Regions from separate parts of the Mus musculus genome. Here region 2 is linked to region 1. Evidence: chromatin loops called from intact Hi-C (ENCODE). Cell type or tissue: left cerebral cortex. All regions are shown on one strand. Each heading gives the region's core, and the rest is flanking DNA. Links, peaks and the distances in the headings are about the cores only. Region 1 has its middle 6.2 kb from the start of Gm46925. Region 2 overlaps Gtf2i (general transcription factor II I).

The links. Peaks named below come from ENCODE experiments on the same cell type or tissue, not always from the same donor. Only the 100,000 strongest peaks of a DNase experiment are listed, where the experiment ranks them.
Region 2: it touches region 1 in a loop (2.0-fold over the local background); 12 of 42 quality-filtered maps call a loop at or near these places.

What each region holds. Positions count from the first base shown.
Region 1 is chr5:134,337,623-134,346,929 of GRCm38, forward strand. No RefSeq gene overlaps it. Among named protein-coding and RNA genes, the nearest start is that of Gm46925, 6.2 kb to the right of the region's middle. In left cerebral cortex, for the core only: CTCF peaks have their summits at 3,286 (motif pointing left), 3,898, 5,529 (motif pointing left) and 8,019 (motif pointing right); DNase peaks (open chromatin) are centred at 3,844, 4,295, 5,112 and 8,017.
Region 2 is chr5:134,270,554-134,279,860 of GRCm38, forward strand. Gtf2i (general transcription factor II I) reads right to left here. Exons shown (of 34, transcript NM_010365.4): 9 at 8,884-8,961; 10 at 3,986-4,042; 11 at 1,971-2,033. Among named protein-coding and RNA genes, the nearest start is that of Gtf2i, 40 kb to the right of the region's middle. In left cerebral cortex, for the core only: a CTCF peak has its summit at 4,699; a DNase peak (open chromatin) is centred at 4,603; H3K27ac peaks cover 765 bases.

The sequences.
Region 1 (9,307 bases), core at 559-8,558:
CCCTGGCTATGTAAAGATTTTTTGTTTGTTTGTTTGTTTTCGAGACAGGGTTTCTCTGTGTAACCCTGGCTGTCCTGGAACTCACTCTGTAGACCAGGCTGGCCTCGAACTCAGAAATCCGCCTGCCTCTGCCTCCCGAGTGCTGGGATTAAAGGAGTGTGCCACCATTGCCCGGCTGTAAAGATGTTTTTAAAGTGGTTGAGATGGGCTGTCAGTGTAGCAGTGGTAGATCACACTTGAGGTCTTCATAAAAGGAAGAATATATGGTAAAAAATGATCATGTTTAGGCTAAGGATGGATGTAGTTCACAGAACCAGGGCTGTTATCAAGAACTTGAGTTCAACTTCCAGTATCTTCCAAAAAAAAAAAAAAAGTGTTGTTTGTTTGTTTGCTTGTTACAAGGTCTCACTATTTAGCCCTAGAATTCATAGAGATTCTCCTGCCTCTGCCTCCCAAGTGCTGGAAAGGCATGTGATACCAGGCCCTACACACACACACACACACACACACACACACACACACACACAATTTAATTTGAAAAAGGACCTGCAAAATGACCTAATAGTTAAAGGGATTTGCCATTTAAGTCTCATGATGTGGGTTCATAGCGCCAGAACCCACTGTGGAAGGAGACAAACAGCTCCTGAAGATTGTCTTCTGACCTTCATGTATGTACCATGGCACACTTGTATGTTCTCACTCTCCCTCTTACATGCACACACACATGCGCGAGCACGCGCATGCACTAAATAAACATTAATTTTAAAAGGTGTAAAGTTGGGAGGAGGTGTTATACGCCTTTAATCTCAACACTTAGGAGGTAGAGGCAGGTGAAACTCTGTGAGTTCGAGACCAACCTGGTCTATAGAGAGCAGTCTAGGACAGTAGGGCTGCATAGAGAAACCCCGTGTAGAAAAACAGAAAAACAAAACAACAACAGAACCCTTACAGCTCTTTCAGAGGACCCAGGTTTGCTTCCCAGCACGCGCATGGCACAACACATGCACGTGGCACACAGGATACTCATACACACAGAATAATAAGAAAATGAATCTAAAGATTAAGAAAAAAACCAGGCAGTTCCATTTTTTAAAATTAAAATAAAAGTGCAGGAAAGCAGCAGCCCAGAGTATAACTGTTATTTTTGGCACCACTTTAGGGCAGAGACACACAAGACAGAAGGGAGCTAGGGCAGTCACGTCCCTGAGGAGTCACCTCGGTGACTTCTGTTGCAGAGGTACGGATTTCAGGAATGCCTTAATTATATTAAATTAAAGACCTAGCAAATTATAGCTCACCAGCAAACCACTTTCAATGTTGAGTCAGTCTGCAAAGAGGCAGGCTTGAAGGGATGCCATGGGGCCAGCGAGCTGGCTCATCGGATAAAAGTGCTTGCTGCCAAGGCTGGGGACTGTGAGTTCAAACCCCTCAACTCACATGCTCAAAAGAGAGACTCGACTCCTGGAGGTTGTCCTCTGATCTCTACACCAGCGCTAAGACATGTGTGCCTCTGCCCAATAAATAAACGCAAAGGCTCCTGTGAAACACTATCTTCCCCGTTGGTTCGAGACGGGGTTCTCTATGAGGCTTTGACTGTCCTGGAACTCACCCTGTAGATTAAGCTGGCCTCGAACTCACAGAGCTCTGCCTGCCTCTGCCTCCTGAGTGCTGGGACAAAGACGGTGCTCCACCATCACTACACAGCTGCTATGAAGTCTTTTTTTTTTTTTTTTTTTAATAAAATGAATTTTATTTGAGGGCATGAGAAGAGGGGATGAGAAGGGATTGTGGGAAAGACAGGGGACAGAGAGGGACAGAAAGAGAGGGAAGAGAGGAAGAAGGGAAAAGACCGACTGGGAACACATGAAGAGAGAGAAAGGGGGGCAAAAGAGAGAGAGAGAGAGAGGCCAGAGAGTGCTCTATGGAATCTTACTAATGAAGCCCAACAGTCAGGCGGTTGAGGAGGAGGTAGGTATACAGGTGTGTAAAGCCAGTCTGAGCTACACAGTGAATGCCAGACTCCCTGGGCTGTAGTGCAAGCCTCTGTCTCGAGAAGCAGTCCAGAGCTGGTGAGATGGTTCATCCAGTGAAGAGCTCGCAGAAAAGCCTGCGAGTCTGAGTCTGAGACCCAAGACGATAGGAAAGATCTGACTCCTGAAGTTGACACCTATGATCTTCACTTCCCACATGCATACTGTGGCAGGTACGTGCACACACACATGCACACAAACCCACATACACACATATGCACACATACACACACACACACACACACACACACACACACACACATTTAAAAACAGAGCTAAACTGGGCATGGTGGTGCACGCCTTTAATCCCAGCACTCGGGAGGCAGAGGCAGCAGGATTTCTGAGTTCCAGGACAGCCAGATCTATACAGAGAAACCCTGTCTCGGAAAAACGAAGAAAAAACCAAACAGAGCTAGGCTTGGCTGTACCTGGTATCCTAGCACTCAGCAGATGGAGACCAGAGGGTCAGAAGTTCAAGGTCACTCTTGGCTATATGAGACCTTGTTGCAAAACAAAACTGCTTAGAAAGTTCAGGTGACAACCTTACCTAGTCAGAGGGGAGCCCCTGCACAGCTGTTTAATCTTCCCAGCCCTTGACTCTCAGGCTGAAACCCTTCTCCAGTGTCAGGGCCACCCACTCTGTATTTGGTTCTCTGTCTCAATCCTGTAAGGCTGGCCATTTGCTGATTGGTTTCCTCCCTGTGTAAGCGGAGATGAGTATCAATCCGAAGACAATAGAGACAAGGGAAGGAGGGATGGCTCCGAGGGTAAAGGCGATTGCTGCCAAGTCTGGCGACCTTTGGTCGAACCCCAGGAGCCCACATGGTGGAAGGAGAGAGTCAACTCATGCAAGTTGTCTTCTGACTTCCACATGCATGCCACATGACATGCACAGACACGACGGCATGCGAGGGCACACACGAAAAATGTATGTGGCACTAAATAATAAATTACTGGAAAAAAAAAAGAAATCAGGACAGCCAGCCTGAAAGAGGAAAATAGGACAAACTTCATCAGTCCCAAAGCATGAAACGCTTTCAGGAGATAATACCACACCCAGCTTGCTTCATTTTATTCAACAGGGCAGCAAATACAACAGTCTTCCCAGTAGTGGGAATAGGAGTTGAATTTTTAACTTAGAAATGACCCAAGAGGGGCTGGTGAGAAGGCTCAGGGGGTAAGAGCACTCACTGACTGCTCTTCCGAAGGTCCTGAGTTCAAATCCCAGCAATCACATGGTGGCTCACAACAACCCGTAATGAGACCTGACGCCCTCTTCTGGTGTGTCTGAAGACAGTAACAGTGTACGTATTTATAATAATAAATAAATCCTAAAAAAAAAAAAAAAAAAAGAAAAGAAAGGAAACAAACCTTCTCTGTGTTGTGTGCACCTAACTTGTGAGAGACAGAGGCCAATGTTCCCGGGCCTTCCTTTATCAGTTTTTAACATCTATTTACTTGTTTGTGTGTTGGGGCAGGTGTGTATATCATGGTGCACATGCGGAGATCAGAGGACAGCCCATGAGAACTGGTTCTTTCCCTCCACCATGCGGGTCCAAGAGATCTAACCCAGCTCATGGGACCAGGCAGCAAGCGCATTCGCCCACCTATCCATCTCCACAGCCCATACAAATTACCCTCAGACACAGGGTTCCATGTAGCCCTGGCGATGACTTTCAACTTCACGCCGAGATTACAGACGTACATCACCGCGTCTGTCCAGTTTCAATACTTTTAAATGATAGGTATTATTTCAAGGCAGGCAAAGTTGATGTGTGTAAAAACAACCTTAGTTGCCAGAAAAAAATAATTAAAAATTTGAGTAAATCAATTTTCCATGTACATGAAGAACTGCTGCCACCCCATGGAGACTCTGTATAAACGCACACTTTGGGCACGTGGGCTTCTCTAGTGACCTCTGATTAAAACCACCATAGCAGACATCTCAGTTCTGAGATGAGGGCGTTCGACTCCCTGGAGCTGGAGTTCCGATGTAGATACTGGGGACAAAACCTGATCTTCAGTAAGAACAGTAAGTGCTCTTAACTGTTGAGGCCTCTCTCCAGCTCCACCAATAATTTTTTTTTTTTAATTAAAAATAAGCAGCCAGGAGTGGAGGCTCATGCCTTTAATCCCAGCACTTGGGAGGCAGAGGCTGGAGGATCTCTGAGTTCCAGGACATCCTGGTCTACAGAGTGAGTTCTAGGACAGCCATGGCTACATACTGGGACCCTGCCTGGGGGCGTGGCTCAAAGCGGTACACTATTGTCTTGCAAGCTTGGGGCTTGAATTTGATCCCCAGTGCCAATGTCAAAAGCAAGGAGTGGTGACATGTGGTCGTAACCCAGGGTTGGATAGGTGACAGTGGTAGTGTCCCTGGGACTCCTAGGTTAGCCCCAGGTCAGTGAGACACCCGGGTCAAAAACTACTACAAGCAAGTTGGTGAGGTTGCTCCCCTTTAATCGCAGCACTCAGAAGGCAGAGGCAGGCCAATCTCTGTGTGTTCGAATTACAGGACAGCATGGGCAACACAGAGAAAGTTTCTCGAAAAACCAAACCAAACAAACCAATCAACCAACCACTAAAGCAAGGGATGGAAAGATGGCTCAGTGGTTAAACACAATTCCTGCCCATATAGAAGACCAGAGTTCATTTCCCGGAACCTACAACAGATGGCTCACAACCTCCTCTAACTCTAGCGGTAGGGGATTCAAAGCCCTCTTTAGACTTCTTTGGGCATGTATGAGAAAGGGCATACCCACAAATGCACAAATAAATAGCAAGCACAAATCTACAAACAAAACCTAACAAACAAGATAGATGACTGCAGAGGAAGGACACAGAAGGATAACCTCAAACCTCCACACCCACACGTGTATGCGTGCGAACCCACCCCCCCACAAACACACACATATACATATGCACGCAAACACACCACACCCACATTGTAGCTGATGATGCGCTTGGCCTGTCTTGTGTCAGCCGATCTTGGCGCCCCCTCCCCTGTGTGGGGGTTGCTCTGCAGCCTGGGACTGGGTGGCAATGGTCTCTCACGTTCCAGCCTCTCTGCTCCTATTTCCTCTTCCTCAGCCAGAGCTTTCCTGTCTGCTGACTGTGCAGCTTCCTCCACCATCCCTCAGCGTCTCAGAGCCAGAGCCTGAACTGCTTCAACTCCGCCCGGGCAGGGCTTGAGGCTCTGCACTGAAATATTTGAGCAGCGAAGCAAGGTCCTGGGGAATCATGGGAGGAAAATTTTCAGAATTTCGTGTGGTTGCTTTGCTTTCTTCTGCCTCTTCCCTGGCACCATTCAAAAGTGGGGGGAGGGGCTTCCTCTTCCTCCTTCCCAAACCCCTAGTTGAATTATGTATTAGAAGGGTGCGTGCAGGGCTGGAGAGATGGCTCAGTGGTTAAGAACACCGACTGCTCTTCCAGGGGTCCCGAGTTCAATTCCCAGCAACCCCATGGTGGCTCACAGCCATCTGTAATGGGATCCGATGCCCTCTTCTGGTGCGTCTGAAGACAGCCACAGTGAACTCATATACATAAAATAAATAAATTCTTCCTGTTAAAATATGTGTGTGTGCGTGCGTGCCCGCGCGTTTTACTTACTTCTGTGTTTTCTTTGTTTGTGGACCTAAAAGGAAAACTTGCAAGAGTCAGTTCTCTCTCTACCACACGGCTCCCAGGGATCAAACTCCGGACTCCAGCATCTACAGTAAGCACCTTTATCCAACAACCCATCTCATTTTTTAATATAATATTTTGGGGGGGAGGGGGAGGGGATGGGGGGACTTTTGGGATAGCATTTGAAATGTAAATGAAGAAAATACCTAATTAAAAAACAAAAAACAAGCCAGGCGTGGTGGCGCACACCTTTAATCCCAGCACTCCGGAGGCAGAGGCAGGTGGATTTCTGAGTTCGAGGCCAGCCTGGTCTACAGAGTGAGTTCCAGGACAGCCAGGGCTACACAGAGAAACCCTGTCTAGAAAAACCAAAAAAAAAAAAAAAAAAAAAAAAAAAAAAAAAAACCCAGAAAACCAAAATATATTTTGGGGGGAGGGTTGAGATAGGATCTCTCTCTCTCTCTTTCTCTCTTTCTCTCTCGGCTTTTTTTTTTTTTTTTTTTTTTTGAGACAGGGTTTCTCTGTATAGCCCTGGCTGTTCTGAAACTCACTCTTAGACCAGGCTGGCCTCGAACTCAGAAATCCACCTGCCTCTGCCTTCCAAGTGCTGGGACTACAGGCATGTACCACCACTGCCTGGCATTAACTGAAAAAAATTTTTAATTTTTATTTCTTTTAGGTGTATGAGTGTTTTGCTTGCTTGCAGGTATGTGTACCACATACATGCCTGGTACCAGGGGAGGTCAGAGGTCAGAGAGGGCATCAGATTCCCTGATCTAAGAATTATGGATGGTTGTGATCAACCACGTGGGTACTGAGAGCTGAACCTGGGTCCTTTTCGTCAACAACAAGCACTCTTAACTGCTGAGCCATCTCGCCAATCCCTTACTCCCTTTTTTATTTAACTTTTATTTTTCTGAGGCTGGCTTCACTCTATGGAGCCATGGCCAGTCTGGAATCTGCCACGTAGGGCTTGCTCCTCTTGAGCTGATACGGATCCAGTTGTCTCCGCCTCCCGAGGGTGGGATTACCAGCATGCACCTCCCAGCTCTGCTTCCCTTCTTTGCCTTTATTGTTAGAATGTTTTTATATTATTCTCTATGCAGTATCCATATGTTGTATGTATGTGTTCATGGTGCACATACGGAGGTCACAGGACACCTCAAAAAGAGTTGGTTTTCTTTCTGCTATGTGGATCCGGGGGATTCATTTCAGGTTATGAGACTTGATAGCAAGCACTGTCACAAGCCGGAACATCTAACTGGCCCCTGAAATCGTTGTTTTTTTTTTATTTTTTTATTTTTTTTTTTTCGAGACAGGGTTTCTCTGTGTAGCCCTGGCTGTCCTGGAACTCACTTTGTAGACCAGGCTGGCCTCGAACTCAGAAATCCACCTGCCTCTGCCTCCCGAGTGCTGGGATTAAAGGTGTGAGCCACCACGCCCGGCTTATTTTTAATTTTATTTTATTTTGCTTTTGAGACAGGGCCTTACTGTGTCATCTTGGCTGGTCTTAAACTCACAGAGATCTACTTGCCTCTGCCTCTGTCATGCCCAAGTCATTAAATCCCAGATCAGAATTCCTACCAAGAGTGAGTTGTTAGCCAGGCTAGCCAGGCTTAGTGACACAGGCCTGTCCCTATTTTTATTTATTTTTGCTGTTTTTTTTGAGACAGGTCTCAGGTAGCCCAGGCTGGCCTCAAACTCCACAAAGCTGACCTTTAGTTCCCAATCTTTCTACTTCTACCTTCCTAGTAGTGGGTTAACAGTCATGGACCAACCCAGCACTTCTGTAGGGATGTCTGCTCCAAGCCCTGGGAGGGGATGAAGCCTGCTTCCTTCCTGAGCTGGTAAGTGGCAGACTTGCAGGAGAAAGATCTCCCACATCAACAGTGTCTCTACCATCCGGACAGACAGAATTCTTTTTTTTTTTTTTTTTTTTTTGGTTTTTCTAGACAGGGTTTCTCTGTATAGCCCTGGCTGTCCTGGAACTCACTTTGTAGACCAGGTTGGCCTCGAACTCAGAAATCTGCCTGCCTCTGCCTCCCGAGTGCTGGGATTAAAGGCGTGTGCCACCACTGCCCGGCCTCTACTTCCTTTTGTTTTTATTCACATGTACCTGTCTGCATGTGTGTGTACATGTGTGCAGATGTAGGGAGGAGGCCAGAAGAAGGTGTTGGGTCCCAAGGTGTTTGTGAATCACCTGATGTGGGAGCTGAGAATAGAACTCGGGTCCTCTACATGAGCAGCAAGGGCGCTTAATCTCTGAGTCATCTCTCCAGGCCCTCAACTCCACTTCGTACAAGGAATCATCTACTACAGAGCCTTGCCCCGCTCTGTGCCAGCCATTGCTAAGAGCCCTGTACAGACAGGCTGCCGACAGGTGGCGCTGTTGGAGGCACGGCTCTATCTGGTGGTGGGTGGTATTGTCAGACAAATGAGCCCGCTAAGCATTCTCCTGTGTGTGTGTGTGTGTGTGTGTGTGTGTGTGTGTGTGTGTGTGTGAATCATTTACATATGTGTTTGCGGAGGCCTGAAGTTGATGAATGGTGCCTTCCCTTATCTCTGCTTACTTTATTTACTGAGGCAAAGACTCTTGTGGAACCTGGAATTTGTTAATTCTGGTTAATCTAGTTACCTAGTTTGCCCCAGGTGTGACTTGTCTCTGCCTCTCCAGTGCTTTGATTATAGTCAGGCTGCCTTGCCAATCCTGCTTTTATTTTGGTGCTGGGGATCCAAATGCAGGTCTCAGGCTTATAAGCATTTCCAGGTCCTGGTCTTGCTTCTTGTTCTGTCTCTTCTTCCTTCCTTCCTGTGGGAAGCCACATGTGCTGTTGCAGGGTGGCGCTGGCTACCGCTGGCCACCACGCATACATAGGCAGTAAAGTTTTTTTTGCCAAGATGAGGTTTTGAGAATTAACCAAAATTAACCAATCAGATGAGAGACAAGTTAACCAATCAGATGTAGGCATGCAAATAAGGTGGTAAGCATAACCCATGCATAACCAATCCAGGTGTGAGACACGCCTCTCCTAGGCCTATATAAGCAGCACCATTTCTGGGCTTGGGGTCACTTCGCCTCTGCAATCAAGCTCTCCCAATAAACGTGTGTGGAAGGATCCTGTTGCAGCGTCGTTCTTGCTGGCGAATCGGGGCACGCGCAAGACCTTCCTTCCTTCCTTCCTTCTTTCTTTCTTTCTTTCTTTCTTCCATTTTTGAGACAGGTTTCTCCATGTAGCTCCACTGTAACATTCTGTAGACCAGGCTGGACTCGGACCCACAGAGATCCACCTGCCTCTGCCTCTGCCTCTGCCTCTGAAGTGCTGGGTTTAAAGGCGTGTGCCACCACTGCCTGGTTGTTTGCTTGTTTTAAAGATTTATTTATTTTATTGATGTAGCTGTCCTAAGACACACCAGAATCCCATTCTGCTGCTCTGCTCAGTTATAGGCTGTTGGCATCTTTATTCAACCAACAGTTTTAAATAAAGGAGCAAGGTCATAGAGCATCACTTGATGTATGTGAGGATTTTCTGTTCCCTAGTTAAGGATTTATTGCTGTGAACCGACACCATGACCAAGGTAACTCTTATAAAGAACAACATTTAATTGGGGCTGGCTTACAGGTTCAGAGGTTCAGTCCATTATCATCAAGGTGG
Region 2 (9,307 bases), core at 342-8,341, 67 kb before region 1:
TAATCTAGCCACTGTACCAACGTGGCGCCAGGTGTGGTGGCACACACCTTTAATCCCAGAAACCAGGGGGCAGAGCCAGTGAGTGGATCTGTGTGAGTCTGAGCCAGCCTGGTCTACACATCGAATTTCAGAACATCCAGAGCTACAGAAAGAGAACTTGTCTCAAAAAAAAAAAAAAAAAAAAAAGGAAGCGCCAGATGGTGGCAATGCAGACCTTTAATCCCAGCACTCAGAAGGCAGACACAGGCCAGCAAATTCCAGGACAACCAGGGTTACACAGAGAAACCATGTCTCAAAATACTAGGAAAAAAACAAACAAACTCCAAATCCAAAAACTGAAAACCTAACTTGGCTCTGTATCTTATCCAAGGTTTTATTTCTACAATTCAAAAAAGCACCCACTCTTCTCACTTCTGCCTAAAGAACAAGGCTGGTTCACAGACTCAGAGGTTTTTACCAGTTCATCAGGGCTTTTCCATTTTAAAATGTGTACTTCACTCATTCATTCATTTACTGCCCGTGTTTGGAGAGGGCCGGGAGCTTCTCGCCAGTGGGATGTGGGGAGCAGGAGCTGGGTCTCCTCTGCTATGGGGGTCCTGGGGACTGAACTCAGGTCATCAGGCTTGGTGACAAGTGCCTTGACCAGCTGAGCCACCTTGCCAGCCCTTAATAGGTTCTTAACTAAAGGTGACAAAATGTCAATTCTTCAACGGACCAGGAAAAATTCAAAAGAGCTTTCAGGTTAATAAAATCACGTTACAGAGAAAGACAAATCTATGGATTCATTGGCTGACAGCAGCACATGGAACATGAGGAGATTTCTTCTGTCAGGTCAGAGGCATCAAGCAGCTCACATCTTCAGTACTACAGACACACAAGGGACAGGGACAGAGAGACAGAGAGAGGGAGACAGAGCACACCCAAGCTCCCAATCCAAGGGAAGTTATGCTGCGGCCTGGGAAGAAGCCCTCCCCCCGGCTGTGTGGGGCTGGGGCTGGGGCAGCGGCACGGGCTTTGGGACAAAGGTCTGCTATGCTAATGCACCTGTACTTGGCAGCACCCACACAAACACGCGTGTCTGTAAATCATCCTTCAGCGATGGACTGCCACCGCTGTCAGATGAAGGGCAGAGTGGCTGCAGGGCGACCCTGGGATTAAAGGGAAGGACTTGAATGACAGGCGCACCTTTAATCCAGCCCTTGACAACAGAGGCAGGCACGTCTTAGAGTTCAGGGTCAGCCTGGCCTCAGAGTGAGACACTACCCTGAAAAACAGTTAAAAATATTAAAGGCCTTTAACCTCAGCACTCTGGAGGCAGAGGGAAGAGGATCTCTGTGAGCTCTAGGCCAGCCTGGTCTACACAATAAGTTCCAGGCCAGGCAGGGATGCAGAGTGAGACCCTGTCTCAAAACAAAACAAAAGGAAAAAAATCAACTAGGGGTAAGAAAACTTAGCTAACGGTGATTATTTTAAAATTTTAAATATTTGTAACCATTATTTCCAAACATTTTCAAAAAACAAATAGTGTAAATAGTGTACTGAGAGTCGGGGGGGAGTGGTTACTGACCAAGTATGATGGCATATGCCTATAGTCTCAGTTACTTGGGCAACCGAGGCAGGAGGATGGCTGGAGCCTAAGAGATTGAGACTGTCCTGGGCAGCCTTGTCCTCCCCTTTTCAGACTGAAATTCAGGGGGCTCCAGCTTTAGTTCTTGTACCATAACCCAAAAGATCCTGGAATCTGCCTCTGTGTGTGGACCTGTGGATCTAAATTTGGATTTTTTTCCCCTCAATTACTTCTGCATAGCTGTCACCCAGGACGCCCAGAGCAACCGGGGAGCCCTGCTGGGGCGTGGGCTGCTCTGTCCCCAGCTTCCTTCAGAATGGATGAGACGCATACTCAATGTGACTATGACATATATGCTCATGACCAGAAGGGAACTCTTGGCGTCAAGGCTTAAGTGACTAACCTTCAATGGTCACCTCAACTTCGGGGTCCTCACTGGTTTCTGAAGGGACATGTTGAGTAGAATCTTGAAAAAAATAAAATTCTAAAATGACATTCATTATTCAGCATATCCGTGTGCGCCAACACTTACTGTCTGGGACTCCAAAAGCAGCCTACAATAAAATGCAGCTGGCGTCTGAATTCATTTCATGTTCTTTAAGAATATTTGACCCTTGATTATAACTGGGGATGAAAGAAAACAAATGTAGAGAACCCTGGAAACTGTTAAGATAATCACCACATTACCTGCGTCGGTGGCCTCAAGAGCCCCAGGCTCTTGCGGGGAATGCAGCCACAACAAAGTCATAACTGTTTCCTTGCTCTGACTGGAGGATGCCAGTTAGAGCATGAGACCTGCTTTCTAGTTTGGACCCTGGCCTCTCGCCTTCCAGGCGTCCTAGCAGTGGTTTACACAGTTAAATGAAGCCACCATAACATTTTGCAGAGGGGACCTTTGCAACAAGGGAGACCAGTGACGGACGGCATGCACGGCTGCTGCTGACTCGGTCAATCTGCAGGGTCCTTCCACTGAGGCTCATGTTATTACACAAAAACGCACAGCCACAGAAAGAGAGGTTAGTGCTGGGCGGGCACTCTTGTTAGCTCATTAGCTCTTTTATTCTGCAAAGGCTGAGAGATGAACCAAAGACAGCGGCGGCGGCCACTGCTGTCAGTACAGGAATAGAGAGCAGAGAGAACCCAAGGGCGCTCAGCTGTTAACACTGGAACACAACAGCAAGAATTTTGTCAGAAACAAGTCTCCCGAGACCTAGTACGTGTTGACAGACTCGTGAAACTGTGAAGCAGTCTGGGTGCTGGATGAACCATGCAGGTCCTATGCCGAGGCCTGCTGACAGCAGTCCGCCCACCTAAGACCTACCCCAGAGGATAGCCCCGTCACCTTCCTAGACCTCCCGTGAGCTCACCACAAAAGTCAGTCACATACGAAGAGTATCTCAAGTATTTCTCTTTATGCTTTATTGTTCTGAGACAGGGTCTCACTATGTAGCCTGGGCTGGCCTGGCACTCACCATGTAGCCCAGGCTGGCCTCAAACTCATGAGTGATCCTCCTGCCCGAGCCTCCCAAGTGCTGGGACAACAGGTGTGCGCTACTACACCCGGCCAGACCATCTACACTTCTGAGAGAAACGGATTCCTACTAGAAAGCCTAGCTACTTCTGCAACTGAGTGTGCAAAGATCAGCCCGTGACTTTGTTAGGATCACCCCTGCCCCACTAGAAGAAGGCAAAAGGTCGAATTCCTCATTTCTTAAATAAAATCAAACAACAGATAGAAGAAATGCAAAGTTGCAGGATAAACCCCCACCCCCACGTGCCCTATAAACAGCAGCTAAGGAGAGGAATACAGAGTCTGAAGCAAGAGCCAGCCGCCTCGCAGCTACCTCCTTGGAGGACTACAGGCCCTCTGTGAGCTACTCCAGCCGCAGCAGTGAGGGCAGTGAGGGCTCCCACGTGCTGTGCAGTCAGGCCCCTCAGCTGAGGGCCCGGTGATGAGGAGGGCTCCCAGGCCAGCAGAGCAGCAGCCATCCCTGAGGCAGCTGTGGGTGTGACAGTGCTAAGAAGACAGAAATCTTCTCAGCCAGAGTGTATCTGTTGCCCTACAAACAAACTGGGGATGGCAGACAGGACACTTTAGAGTTAAACAGAAAACAACCAGGACCCTTTTAACTCTAGAATAGTGAGAAAAGCAGGAGCTCTCTGTCCTCAGTGCACTTCCAAGACGGGCAGCAGTGGGACAGCCCGCTCATCTGCCTCAGCAAGAGCCTCATGGACCGGGGCAGCCAGGCCCAGTGCCCATGAGCACAGTGATAGGCACCAATGCCTGCTCCCTAAAAAGGAGAGTGCAGGCCATGAAGGCCCGCACACCACCATCTCATCTCTGAAGAGTAGGTGTCGGGGGGTTTACCATCTGAGGAGCAACAGATGCAGAGAAATCTAAGTCCCTTCTTTCCTAACCTTCTGCTGGCACTTCCACTTCCGTTCCCTCGTTGCCTTCTGAGGAGTGATGGCTTCCTAAAAGGAAAATGAAGAGTATATACTAAAGCAGTAAAAATAAAATTAATAATAATAATAATAAAATCTAACAATTAAAAAAGAACTAGTGAGTGACCATATAATTTATTATAATAAAAATACAAAAAGATTTTTTTTAACTCAGCAATAAAATCAAACAATGTTTTCTAACTCAGAAAAATAACTCTTCTATTTGGAAGCTGAAAACGTCTGGAAGTACAAAAACCCAGAACAACACTATATGCAGAGCTGGGGATTTGGTACTGGTCACTGTCGCCACATGCCACCTTGCTGAGGGATGCTGGGATCTGAGAAGCAGTCACAGCCTAGGTACATGCGTCTGCCAATGGCTCACAATCAAAGACACCAAGTCAGAAGAAGTCCTTTCTTTGCCTAGAGACCTAAGGCGTGTCAAAAAAAGAAGCTACCTCGGGGGTTGCTGTTTGAGGAATGTTCCCCGTTCTCCGTTGGTAGAAGCCACATACACTATCACATGATCTAATCACAGCTGGACTTTAAACACATTACTTGGAACTTTAGAGACTATTTTTAGTTGCAAACACATTTTAGTGCAGAAAATAACGTGCCTACTTCTGAACATGGGGCACGCATCCAGCCTCCTGTCGGTCAGGCAGCCAGGGAGAGCAGTGCAGCCTACTACAGCAAGGGGACCAGGCACAGTGCGAAGGCCACCAGCCAAGACGCCAGAGGACCGGCCACTTAGGATCTGGGGCACAGCCACCCCCAAGTGCACCAATCTCTAAGTGTCGAGGCTGGGACAAGGAAAAGAGGGAAAACACCTTCGTCACCTGCCAGGACAGAGGAGTCATGGGCAGCAGGTCTCCTGAAAACTGTGCTCAGCTCACTTACTCCTAAGGGACACGTTCAGTGCAAGGGCTCTCATGGTGCCAAGCGTAACAGAGTTGCTGTGGTGCCGTGCTCTGGTCCGCCATGCTGACGGTCTTCCATTCACTCTAGCGTGGGCGCACTCTCAAAGCTAAGGGCAGCACTTTGTGCTTCCTCCACACACTCCTCCTTTTTTACCTTAACTTTGGCATTTAAGGAGCTGTTAATTCTTTGACTATATAATGTCAAAACAAACAGATGTGAAGCCAAAACATGAGAAAGGGGCGTGGCCATTCCCCAACGGGCGTGGCCAGGAAACTGAGGGCAGGCAGGAAAGCCACTCATGCGCATTACGAACCCTGAGTGGAGCCTCTGCTCTAGTAAAACCTACAGAAATGACAGGCACAACTATTTACAATAGACAGAAATGCGAAAGAAAATCAACCTACTGAGATCAAAGCCAGAGGGGACAACGGAAAAGCCACCACTAACGGGTATGATCAAGTCTGGGAGCACAGCGCAAAAGTGACCCAAAGAGTCATTTCAGAAGCACAAGGATTTACAAGAGATGGTTTGCAATCCTTCCCAAAGCTAAGCATCGCGGCGGCCTTATACACTGCTAACCCAACAGTAACGACCTGACTATGCTGATAAAGGTATAAAGTGTACTTTACCTTCATGGGAAAGTGTGTCATGTACCCATTTCGAGATTCATTACTAGATTCACAAAAGGGAAAATTGGTTTTTGAAAAATTTTGCTTGTGAAGTTCATTTATGTTTTTTTAAAAAAAAAAAAAAAAGGCCAATACATTTTTTTTTCCTTTTCCATTTGGAAAAGTAATATAGTTATAATTATTCAAACAGTCTGTCCAATATAAAGAGACATTAACTACGACAGGACGTGGGAGAGCACAAGTGGAAGGGCGATACCTTGCAAAGCCTTCGAAAGGGGGAGCTTTTCATCAACACCATCAGTTTCAGAAGGGCCTGCTTTGGAATACAAAGATAAGCTTCAAAAGGAATCTCAAAGCACAGGTTGGTCATATCAGTGCATATCTGGGTGAGGTGTATGGAATGATGGCCTTTTGAGAAATAAAAACAGGCAAAAAGATGATGTTAGTCAATGGCCTTGGTTGATGGGGAAAGGCGTGTTGGGTGGAGGCTATGCACGCGGTTACTGGGGATGACTGACCGGATGGTATGGAAACTGCCATGTCTGCAATGGAGGCTCTGAGGAGTTCAGAGGAAGTCCAATGCTGGCTGCACGCGCATGCCTAGTGTTTGCTTCTTCCTTTACAGGCATTACTTAAGAAAGATGCAAAGCTTCGCCCTCCCTCAGGCTTTCCAAATGACACACACGATCAGTGAGTGGTGTCAACCACCACAGAAGCACACGACAAACCACCAGGCAGGACCGATGGACTCCTGGCCCAGAATGCTTTTCATTACGCTAACAAGTGTTTCCATTAGTGGAAGTACTTTGAAAACCCGTGAAAACAGAAGGGGTTTTATTTGGGAGAGATGAAGGGGGTTCGGGTACACAAAGGGAAAAGAGACAAAAAAAAAAAAAAAAACAAAAAAAAAAACAAAAACAGAGCCACAGGGTCATGGTCCAAGGGAGATACACACATGGATGAAGATGGCGGAATGAAAGTCACTTCACTGGGGGACATGCAGCATGGGTACCAGGCACCCCGAAGGCACAGCTCTTGGCAACCCAGTTCACAGTACATGTGCAGTACTCGTGTGAGACAATGAGATGGAGTGCAGGCTGGCCCACAGCTCTGGTCTTGCTGCCTCCACCTTCAGAGCGCTGAATGCAGGTGTGCTCGCCTCAGCCAGTCTGCCTGGTGCTGGGGATGGGAGCCAGGGCTCCCTGCACCAGGTGAGCACCACCCACTAAGCTAAACAAGCCTTCTGGTAATTAATCATTTAAAGAAAGAAAGCACTACTTTCATTGGCTACTTCTTAACATAAAGCAATTAACAAGGAACACAGCCTGTAGTATAAGCCCTCAGAAGAATAAAGGGAAGCCTGAGTTTCAGAAGCTGGGCTCTTAGCAAAACCACATAGCCATAACAAAACAAAGTAGGAGCCCAAAACACTATCCTTGAATACAACACAAAGAACACCCTAAACCAGTGCTTCTCAGCCTTCCTAGTGCGGCAACCCTTTAATACAGTTCCTCATGGTATGGTGACCTCCCCAAACAAAAAAAAATTTTGTTGCTAGTTCCTTAACTGTAACTTTGCTACTGTTAAGAATTATCGGGGTTGGGGATTTAGTTCAGTGGTAGAGCGCTTGCCTAGCAAGCGCAAGGCCCTGGGTTTGGTCCTCAGCTCTGGGAGAAAAAAAAATTATCATAAATATCTGTGTTTTATGATGGTCTTAGGTGACCCTTGTGAAAGGGAGCAGAACCCTCGGGTTGAAGAATGCTGCGACTGACAAACCTGTAGGAGGACATAGGGCGTTCCACAAAGACACTGACCAACAGTACAAGCAAGGGGCATGTCATGAGGAGAGGCTGTGGTGTGGCGCATGCAGGGACACAACGCCTGCCTGCCCAAACAGCTCAAAGCCCTGGGGTTCAATCTCTAAAACAAAAAGGGGAGTGTGGAAGAAAAAAAGTCTGACGGAGAAGGGAAGGAAGGAAGGAAGGAAGGGAGGGAGAGAGGGAGGGAGGGAGGGAGAAAAAAAGGAAAATACCCACAAGGCACCGCTCTACTCGCCTGGGGAACAGTCGGCTGAACACGCAGCTTAACTAAAGAAACAAGTAGTTTGAATAGGGCAACAAAGGCCAAACTAACGGCTCAGGAGGTGGAAGCAGGAGGACGGACAGAAGCTAAAAGTCACCGTGAACTGCATCAGGAGCTTGAGGCCTGAGACCCAGGCCACCTTAACCCAAGCCAAGCAAACTAATGTTCTGGGTGATGACTACATACTACTGAGAATCAGGGTTAGGAGTGGTGATGCAAGCCTTGAACCCAGCATTCAGGAGGCAGAGGTGTGTAGATAGATCTCTGCGAGTTTGAGGCCAGCCTGGTCTACACAAAGAGTACCAGGACAGCCAGAGCTACACAATAGAGACCTGTTTCAAAAAACACCAAATAAAGAAAATGTAACCTTCCCAGTGTGGGACCGAGGGAGGGAAGACTTGGGGCTATTTGATGTAAAAGTTCAGTCTACCTGTTAACTTGATGTTCACACCAGTAAGGCACAGACAACCAAGCTGCTCTGCAACATTTAACTCTAAAAACATGAAACCCATCCTCATCTCAGCTTTAGTGCTAGCAGCACAAAGAATAAACAAACTGTTCAAAACTAACTGCAAGCGACGTAAGTGGGCCTAGCAAGACAGGTCAGGGAATGAAGGCGCTTGCTGCCAAGCCTCATGAACCAAGTTCGATTCCCAGGAGTGATGGCATGAAAGTGCCTTCACTTCAATGCATGTGCACTAGGTTGGGTGTTGGTTTTTTTAATGAGTTTCACTGACACTCAGCCATAAATGTACACAGCTCTCTGCTCACTAAAGGACCATAACAAATTATTCCAGGTATTTGTAAAAGACTCCATGTCCAATAAGGCTTATTACTTTAAGGAAAATCAAGTCTACCGGGCAAGGGCAATCCAGAACTTTGTGGAAAATTAAAAAATCAGAGACACTGAAGTAGCCACTAAAGCGCCTGTCTGTTTGAGGCGGCGTTTCCCTGTGTATGTATGTATGTATGTATGTATGTATGTATGTATGTATGTATGTACATGGCTCTGGCTGGCCGTGGCCTCCCGAGTGCTGAGAATACAAGCATGTGCTACCATGCCAAGATGAAATCACTAAGATGACCCAGACAACCGTACAGGTGAAGATGAGCTCCAGCTCACGTCCTCCCGACTGAAATGGGAACCAGGAGCAGGCAGCATGGCAGAGTGTGAACGTGCTCAGAGAGCTTTAACTGCCACAGAGTGTCAGGAACAGAGACTGCAGGGAACATCGTTACCTTGAATGTTATACTGATAGTAATCAGGGTCTTCTGACTCCTCCTTCACTGTCACAGCGGCCATTTCCAGAGAAATGCCTACAAAACAAGTGACAGGCTCCGGTGTGTCACAGCTCCAGGGCACTGTGCACTCAAGGCCTCACACACTTTAAAGACTCTGAAAGGGCAAACGTTCATTAGGTGGATGCTCAACGAGGTCATCTGCAACCCAAACCATGGCACAGTTTCAGCAACTGACAGGCAAGCAGACAGACAGACAGACCCAACTGACCTGCAAAAATCAATCAGCTCTATGGGAAAAGGTAAGAGGGAGGGAAGAAACGTGGCTACCTCACCTTGCTCTGTCTGAACAGATGAAGGTCACTTTAAAACAGGCTGCCTGTGGGAGAGAGGGACCCCTGCTCTCAATGGAGTAAAACTCCAC